Regions from separate parts of the Homo sapiens genome. Here region 1 is linked to region 2. The links are chromatin contacts, found by Hi-C in ENCODE. All regions are on one chromosome and are shown on one strand. The core of a region is the stretch at or near the end of the contact, and the rest is flanking DNA. Distances in the headings are between cores, read along the strand shown. Region 1 overlaps ZBTB20 (zinc finger and BTB domain containing 20). Region 2 has its middle 23 kb from the start of ZNF80.

Region 1 (3,692 bases), core at 1,001-3,500, 370 kb before region 2:
AATTAGCCGGGTGTGGTGGTGGGTGCCTGTAGTCCCAGCTGCTCAGGAGGCTGAGGCAGGAGAATCGCTTGAACCCGGGAGATGGAGGTTGCCGTGAGCCAAGATCACACCATTGCACTCCAGCCTGGGTGACAAGAGTGAGACTTCATCTCAAAAAAAAAAAAAAAAAAAAAAAAGGGAGTTATACCTAGAGTTATGTATAAATTCAGTACCAACAATGGGCAAAAATGTAAAATTGTAGAAAGAATAAATGATGTTTAGAGAGTATCATTCTTGTTCTTGAGTCTGAAGGCACTCTTCATCTTTTGTAATATTGACCCTGAGACCATTTATGTCAGATGGAAAGGAACATGTGCTGTTATTTTCTACCTTCGTCCCAGGAGGTTAAAATGACTTGAAGAAACTCAGCAACTTCAGGTGAAGGACCTAATGAGAGGATCTTGAATTCTTGATCTCAAATCTGCCAGGGTCTCCATTCACTATTAAAAAGTCAGCCTAGTGAGGATGGCCCTAGTTATTAATTTGATATTATATTACTTTATTTTACCACAGTTAAAATGTTCTCTGGATTAGTATTGACCCTATAGTTACCCACAAGGTATAGAGAGAAGTCAGTGGAAATTCTCTTCTCAACAGCTAAAGTGGTCCTTGTCACCAAAACAGTCATATGCTAAATCACATGTCAGTGTGACATCGCCAGGCCTTAGCTTCTCAGGATCTACTTGTTACAAGTGAGTTTATGTGGCTTGAAGCATATGGCCTTGATATATGATCCCAGAGCAAAAGGGCAAGGTATTTCAAGCTGGCCATAATTTTATTGTCTCTCACAGGCTTGCTTTGTAGTCATTCCAATAAACTAGATGGGAAATTTTTGATGCTCCAAGCTATCCAGTCTTCAGGACTTCATTTCATGATTCAGAGTCCAGCTAAACAACTCAAGAGTGCTTTTGTGTGACACTGACCACAGGAACAAATAATTGCTTAGTAATTCTCTTTGAGGTAGAAAATTCTAAACATGGAGGAACCATTTCCCCTTAATGGGAGCCAGAAATCCTCTAAGTGCTTGAAATGGCATTCACAAGTCTGAATGGTAAACAGATAAAAACAGGAGCGCACCAGTTGCACAAATGACTTGCTTGTCACAAACTTGTCATTGCAGTAATCTAACATTTCTTTCACAGAGCCCGATGGAAAGTATGGAACAAACAGGCCCTGCTGACGTTTTGGCTCTGCTAAGCCTTCCTCCGAGCTAAAGCATCTGCAGCATCTTCCTGTTCTAGACCCTTTATCTGCTGAAGTTAGCTGATACTGTACATGTCAGAGAAATGTTTGACTATTGCATTAACAAGTTGATGACAAGCAAGTTATTCCTGCAACTGAAATACTGCTGCTTTTAGCAGGCTGCCATTTTGACCTTCATTTTATTATGCAGAAGAACCCTAACAGAGCAGAGCACTGGGGAGAAACCAGTGTGGTTGCCCCAGGCCCATACAAAGACCACCTGCCTAGGGATTAGGTATAGTGGTACAGGGGGCATACCAGGCAGGTCCATTAGAAGTATGGAAGGGATTCCTTGTAAAACATAAATGTGAATACATTAGACGGTTTCAAAGATTGTTCTTGCAGGGGTAAAATGAACTGCACAGAAATAGATTTCTTCCTGCATCCTCTGAACCCCACACACATGTGCACATACGGCTGTGTATGCTTTATAGAATGATATGAGATGGGAAACTTAAATGAAAATTGTATATACCAGCTCTACACATAGTTTTTGTCAATTGTTGGAGTTCCTGTCATCAGTAGCTTCCCTTAACCTCCTCCTCACTCAGCATAATATCTGGAGTTATCTAAACCTAATCAGACCCATGCTCTTGTCCCCTCAAGAGCACTGTTATCTCCATTAGCCTCCTCATAGAAAATTTAAGCAGCCCTCTCTAGGACATCACCAGTTCATTTCCAACCTCAGCTGCCAGCAGGGAGTACTCCTACACTGTGTAACTTCAGCCTCTCGCCGTTCTGTTTGAGGAAACTTCCTCCCCTCAGGGACCCACACTTGGGGTTCCTCGAGTGTGTAGTCCAGAGGGTCCCAGCCTTTAACAGGAGCCTTGCCTGTAAGAGAAGCCTTGCCTATTGCCCCCTATGGTGTTTTGCCTTTGTTGATGCCATAGGTATATCAGCACTTGGAACAACAGAGAGTTTGCCCTAAGACTTTGGCCTTTTCATAAAACTGAGCTGCTCTTATTCACCAAGGTGTCAGCTGCCTTGTATTCTTTCTAGACGCTTCAGGTCTGTTAAGGGTACACTGATAGTGTTTTGTCTGATTTAAATATTGACGCAAAAAACTTGCATTCTCGTACTTATTTTCTGGCTGGTGCCCCAGGTACTTTCATTTTCAAAAGTTCTGTGTAAAAATGATAATCATTGTCCATCCATGAGAACCACATTTCTTGCCAAAGTGGTGATGAGGCTTAACTTTCTTTTAGACTTGGCAAATTGCACACATTACTGTCTCCAGGGTGAAATGTTTTACTCCCATCCCAAATATCTCTTGATGTAATCTATACCTTAGCTTTGTGGAACAACTACCTCAGAGGACAGGTGGGAAGGGTGTGAGAAGAGAGCCTTTTTTTTTTTTTAACAGAGTTAGGGATATTGTCCCTGGAAAAAGAGGTGAAGATAGTTTGAGGCAGCATTTAAAGTTTCTGCAAAAGGAAATACGTGAATGAACAATTTGAATTGTAAATGGAATTTCATCAGCTTTTTCTTTCTAAAGTTCCTAATAGGATTTCCATAATGATTTTGTGTTTTCCTTCTTAGTAGAACTTAAATGGCAAATAAATGATACACTATTTTTGATTTAGAAAAAAATAAAAATCTTTTCTGTGGGAGCTCTCTTTTTAAATACACATTAGGGGATAGATAATGGCAAACAAAAAAAAGTCTTTCTTCCTATTCAGATGGATAGCTATCAGTGTGTGTATGTCTTTTTAATATTTATTTATTTGCTTATTTGATCATTTATTTGTCTATTTATTGTAAGGAAATTAACAAAGGAAAGAAGAAAAACACCTCATGATAAATTAATCTCATTAGATACGTAGAATTTTAGGGCTAGAAAGGAGTTTGATGATCAAGCTATGACTTTATATCACACTCACTTTAGAAATGTGAATGTATGTGAATTTTGAGACCCAAAGATGTTTAATCAGATGAACCAAGATGCGCAATAGGATTGTGGCAGAGCTCGGCCTAAAACTTTCATTTCAGGCAATACTCCCTCAGAGATTACATTACATTTTTTAAAGCTTTATTTTAAACAAAGACAGTCTCATTTTAATAATTTGCACTGATGTGCTTAAATCTAATAGAACATTTGCTATTATAGTAACTGAGACCTCACATTGGTTACACCAACTAAGGAATATACATTTCAACAGTTTGAAGACATTTCTTTCTAAGCCGTTTCTTATTTGCATAGGGTAAGGAACCTTAGTTAGTTCAATTAATTTTTATCTTTTGTAAGATTTCAAAGAAACACTTGCACCGTTCCTATTTACCTAAAAACATGTTTTTTAAATGAATCTGTTTCTTTAATAAGTATTCACTTAAGTAGGTCATACTGTAACGTTCTTGGTGATAAAAAATCTTTTATCAGGATAAAAGAAATCTTATTTTTATTCCCACTTTTA
Region 2 (3,711 bases), core at 1,102-3,601:
TTCACCCTCTCCCTCTCGGACCTCCGCCTCCTCTTACCAGCTCACCTTCTCTAGTCTGCCAACTCCAACAATTCGTGGACCACACAGAGACCTAAAAACCATTGTTCCTGGAACCTTTTTATTGTCTTTCACTCCCTTCATTCCCTACTTCTCTTCCCACCTAGTTTAGATTTCATGGACCATGATGTGTTACTCACTGCACACTCCTTCAACTGCCTCAACCCTCTCTTTCTTTGTCATACTCAGCTGACAAAACTCTTGGCCAGCTCTCCACTTCTCCATGCCTGTACCAAACCAGCCAAATATACCCAAAGAAAACAACCATGCTGACTGGTCTCACTTTAAAGTTATCATCACAAACCACAAGTGAGCCCTTAGTGTAGCGTGGCAGCCTACTCTATTTCCCTAGTCAACTCACTTTTCCAGGACTATTTCACATCTTCCTCTCTCTCTTCAAATCTCCAACACATTCTTTTCCTCCACACTGTCAGCTGATAACTTTGCTTCCTACTTCACTGAGAAAATCGGAGCAATTAGAAAAAGAACTTGCACAAGTTTCTACCCTCACATCTTTCTACACTATGTCCATGCGTTTACCTTCACTCCTGCTGCTCTGGATGAACTGTGTATTTTCTACCTAAAGCCAACCCCTCCACTTTGCACCAGATCCCAACCCCTCACGCCACCCAAGGACATTGCTTTAGCATCATCTATTTTCCTTCTCTACTGAATCAGAACTAGAATAATGTGAGAATAATTAATAACATGGATCAGAATAACGTGATGCTATTTCTCCAATCAAAACCACAAACAACAACAGCAACAAGAAATTTCCCTGGGATTCCACTCCTAAGTCAAACGACTCCATTTCTTTCCCCCTTGCAGCAAACTTCTTAAAATGGTTGTTCTTACTCTCTCTCTCATTCTTCTTGTCTTCTGTTGAAGACATCTCAAGTAGGCTTTTGTTCCCTCCACAGCATCTCTATAATATTCTATCTGAAATATTATACATTTACTTGTTTATTTATTTGCATTTCTACACCTTCACTAGAACCAAAATTACAGGAAAATGTGGAATGGCTCTTTCCTCAGCATCTAGAATAATGTCAAGTTCACAGTGGGCACTCCCTTAAATACATTTTGAGTGGAGGAATGAGTTTGGGATTTGAACCCATGCAGTGTGGCTCCAGTGTCATTAAGTCAGAATGGTGGAAGAGGGGCATCCTTCTCACCAGGGACTCCAAGAACTATTTGAGAATTGGTAAGGTTGGAAGTCTCCCCTAGTAAGGGCAGAGCCAAAAAAAACAAAAGCTGTTTATTATAACCCTATCTTGCCCCATCTCTGATAGGCTGAGAAACCCACGTTACACATCTGTGTTAATGTGAGAGCTGCAAAACACCCCTGTATCCTGAGAAGATGTGGTTTAACTTGACGTGTAACGGCATCCGCAGATACTATAGGGTACTTATGAGTCTTGTGTTGGTTTGCTGGTTTTTTTTTTAACTCACTAAATTCTATTTTAACAACCATGTGCTCACCCCACCTCCTGACCTAAGGTATTTTCCTTATCTGAGCACACCTGTGCTTGTTCCTAGGTAAATCTGGGCCAATGCAGAGTACTGTCTGCACTGCTTAGTTGGTAAATGTGTCTGTAGCATGACTATCATCACAACTGCCATCTGAGCAGCAGAGCCAGATGGAATCAGACCACTCATTGGTCTACTGAGGTAAGGATGGGCTTTTTAGCTCTGCTCTCTCTTAGAAACAAAAACAAACAAATCAAAAGACTAACTTTTTTTTTTTTTGCATTCACCTAGACTATTATGCCAGAACTTGCGTAAGAAAAACACTTCTTTCCGACCCCTGTAGTGATCAACTGATGCCTTCAAGCAGGAAACCTGATTGCCCTCATCTCAGGCTGAGTCTGTTTTATCAATCACAAAGTGACTCAACCCTTTTTTAAAAGCCAGCTGTGACCATTGACTCTGTGACCTCCTGTGGTGGTGAATTCAGTTTAAAAAATAATAATGTTAAAATAACAAAGCTTATTGAAGCTATTATGCTTCAATGCTCCACCCTTTGGGGGCTAAAGGAAATAAAGCAAGTTGGCCAGACCTGAGGAGTTGATGATACACATTTTCCTCCCCCAGAAGCATCTTGTAACTTGTCCCACACCAGCAGTGACTTCCCAGTATGGCGTTTCTCCCCGCTGCTCCCATCAGCAAGAGCGTGCTGACACATGGGCTGATGAGCAGTGCCGAGACTTATGGAGTGTGTCCTTCCTGCTTCGAACCTCACAGCCTGTCATCCTCTGTTGTCACACGCTCTTGCTCATTCGCTCGCTGCTCACACTAATCTAGAAGATGATCAAAGAAAAACTCCACTGACTCACCCCTGCCTGGACCAGCGCAGGGATTGGTCAAGCGTGCGCATTAAATATTACCAGATTCTAATCTATTATTTTCACCCGCTTGCTTGCTCTCTCACTCGTACTCTCTCACTTCCTCTCTCTCATTTTTTTTCAAAAAATAAATAAATGAATTCTGGGTTGGCTGAAGATTTCAGCAATGTGAGTGCTGTGCAGATGGATCCTGCTGAAGCTGGTGCTGGCTCTCTAGGGAGTAGCATGAAATGCTGGTTTTCAAAACCTGAGCAGCGTGTAAATGGCAGCTAAAAAGGAAATGCAGATTGGTGCTGAGTGTTAATTGTCTCTTCCTCTCTTCTTCACACACTTCAGAGACTGTGTGGTGGCAGGAGACAGGAAAGCAGGCCTGCCCCCTCGTGGGGTGGGCTTTTTTTTTTTTTTTTTCTCAAGCTGGACTGAGAGAATAACAACACCTAGAGTCCAAGTCAAAACATGGAATGGGTTTTTTTTTTCTTTCAAGTTTTCATCTGATGAAAGTCCGGGAGGTGGCACCGAGCTTGTAATGAAAGTAAGAGTCTGCTGAGAATGAGTCGATGAGGTGTGACACAGAAAGGGGAAGCAGGATGTCTTTGTTTTGAAATGACAGGCGATAAGCTATGGGGGTGCCTGGTGAGATTTTAGTCCATAACTAGGTAGCAACTTGTCAAATGCAGGCCCCTTAAATGCATCACAAGAATTCTCACTTGAGATGATTTCAATTCTAGCTCTGCGTGTGTGAGTGTGTGAGTGTATGCATGCACGCATAGCAAAACATAATTGAATGCCAAAAAACATTGTCATGTCCTGTTAAGGGTACAATTGTAATCACACTGGAACGAGAGCTCTAATTTCCTCCATTGCTTTCCTCGCTTAGGCAGTGACAAGGTCAGGTTTATGACCACAGCCCAGGCTCAGAGCCATTTATTTTCATCCCTGAAGACTCATGTTAGCCTTCTCCCAAGATGTTAATCAAGCAGAATCTTGATTGACTGTCTTTTCTTTTTACGTTTTTGTCTAGATGAAGTGGGGTCATTTGAATTTGTGCAGTTTTGAATAAGATGGGGGCAATAGAGAAGCAACTGGGAAAATTGACTAGCCTTTGGCAAGGAGAACAGAAGAATCTGGAATCCTTTTTTAAAATCATGAAATTCCTGTGCCCCACCTGAGTCACTGTAACCTGTACCTGCTGATGCCTCATTTCTCCATGCATTTATGAAAAGGCTGTGACTCCCTGCTGTTGTCGTGTGGTGCCAACATCATTCCAGCTTGCCAGTTGGAGACAAAAGATAAGCAACCACAAATGAAA

Evidence for each region. Hi-C counts contacts between places; a loop is a spot of excess contacts on that map. Pooled maps may share reads with other maps.
Region 1: a map with no recorded cell type shows a loop between it and region 2 (10-fold over the local background). The contact joins two enhancer-like sites. A Hi-C loop is called at or near these places in 9 of 37 single-sample maps with no recorded cell type and 5 of 50 pooled maps.

Annotation. Positions count from the first base shown.
Region 1 is chr3:114,583,474-114,587,165 of GRCh38, reverse strand. The region is part of intron 6 of ZBTB20 (zinc finger and BTB domain containing 20); the gene reads left to right. Among named protein-coding and RNA genes, the nearest start is that of ZBTB20-AS5, 130 kb to the right of the region's middle. Within about 2 kb of position 2,250, at least 6 of the 41 ENCODE cell types and tissues checked have a DNase peak (open chromatin) inside an H3K27ac peak, as active enhancers do.
Region 2 is chr3:114,212,956-114,216,666 of GRCh38, reverse strand. No RefSeq gene overlaps it. Among named protein-coding and RNA genes, the nearest start is that of ZNF80, 23 kb to the left of the region's middle. RefSeq lists an enhancer at 2,258-2,931. Within about 2 kb of position 2,351, at least 12 of the 41 ENCODE cell types and tissues checked have a DNase peak (open chromatin) inside an H3K27ac peak, as active enhancers do.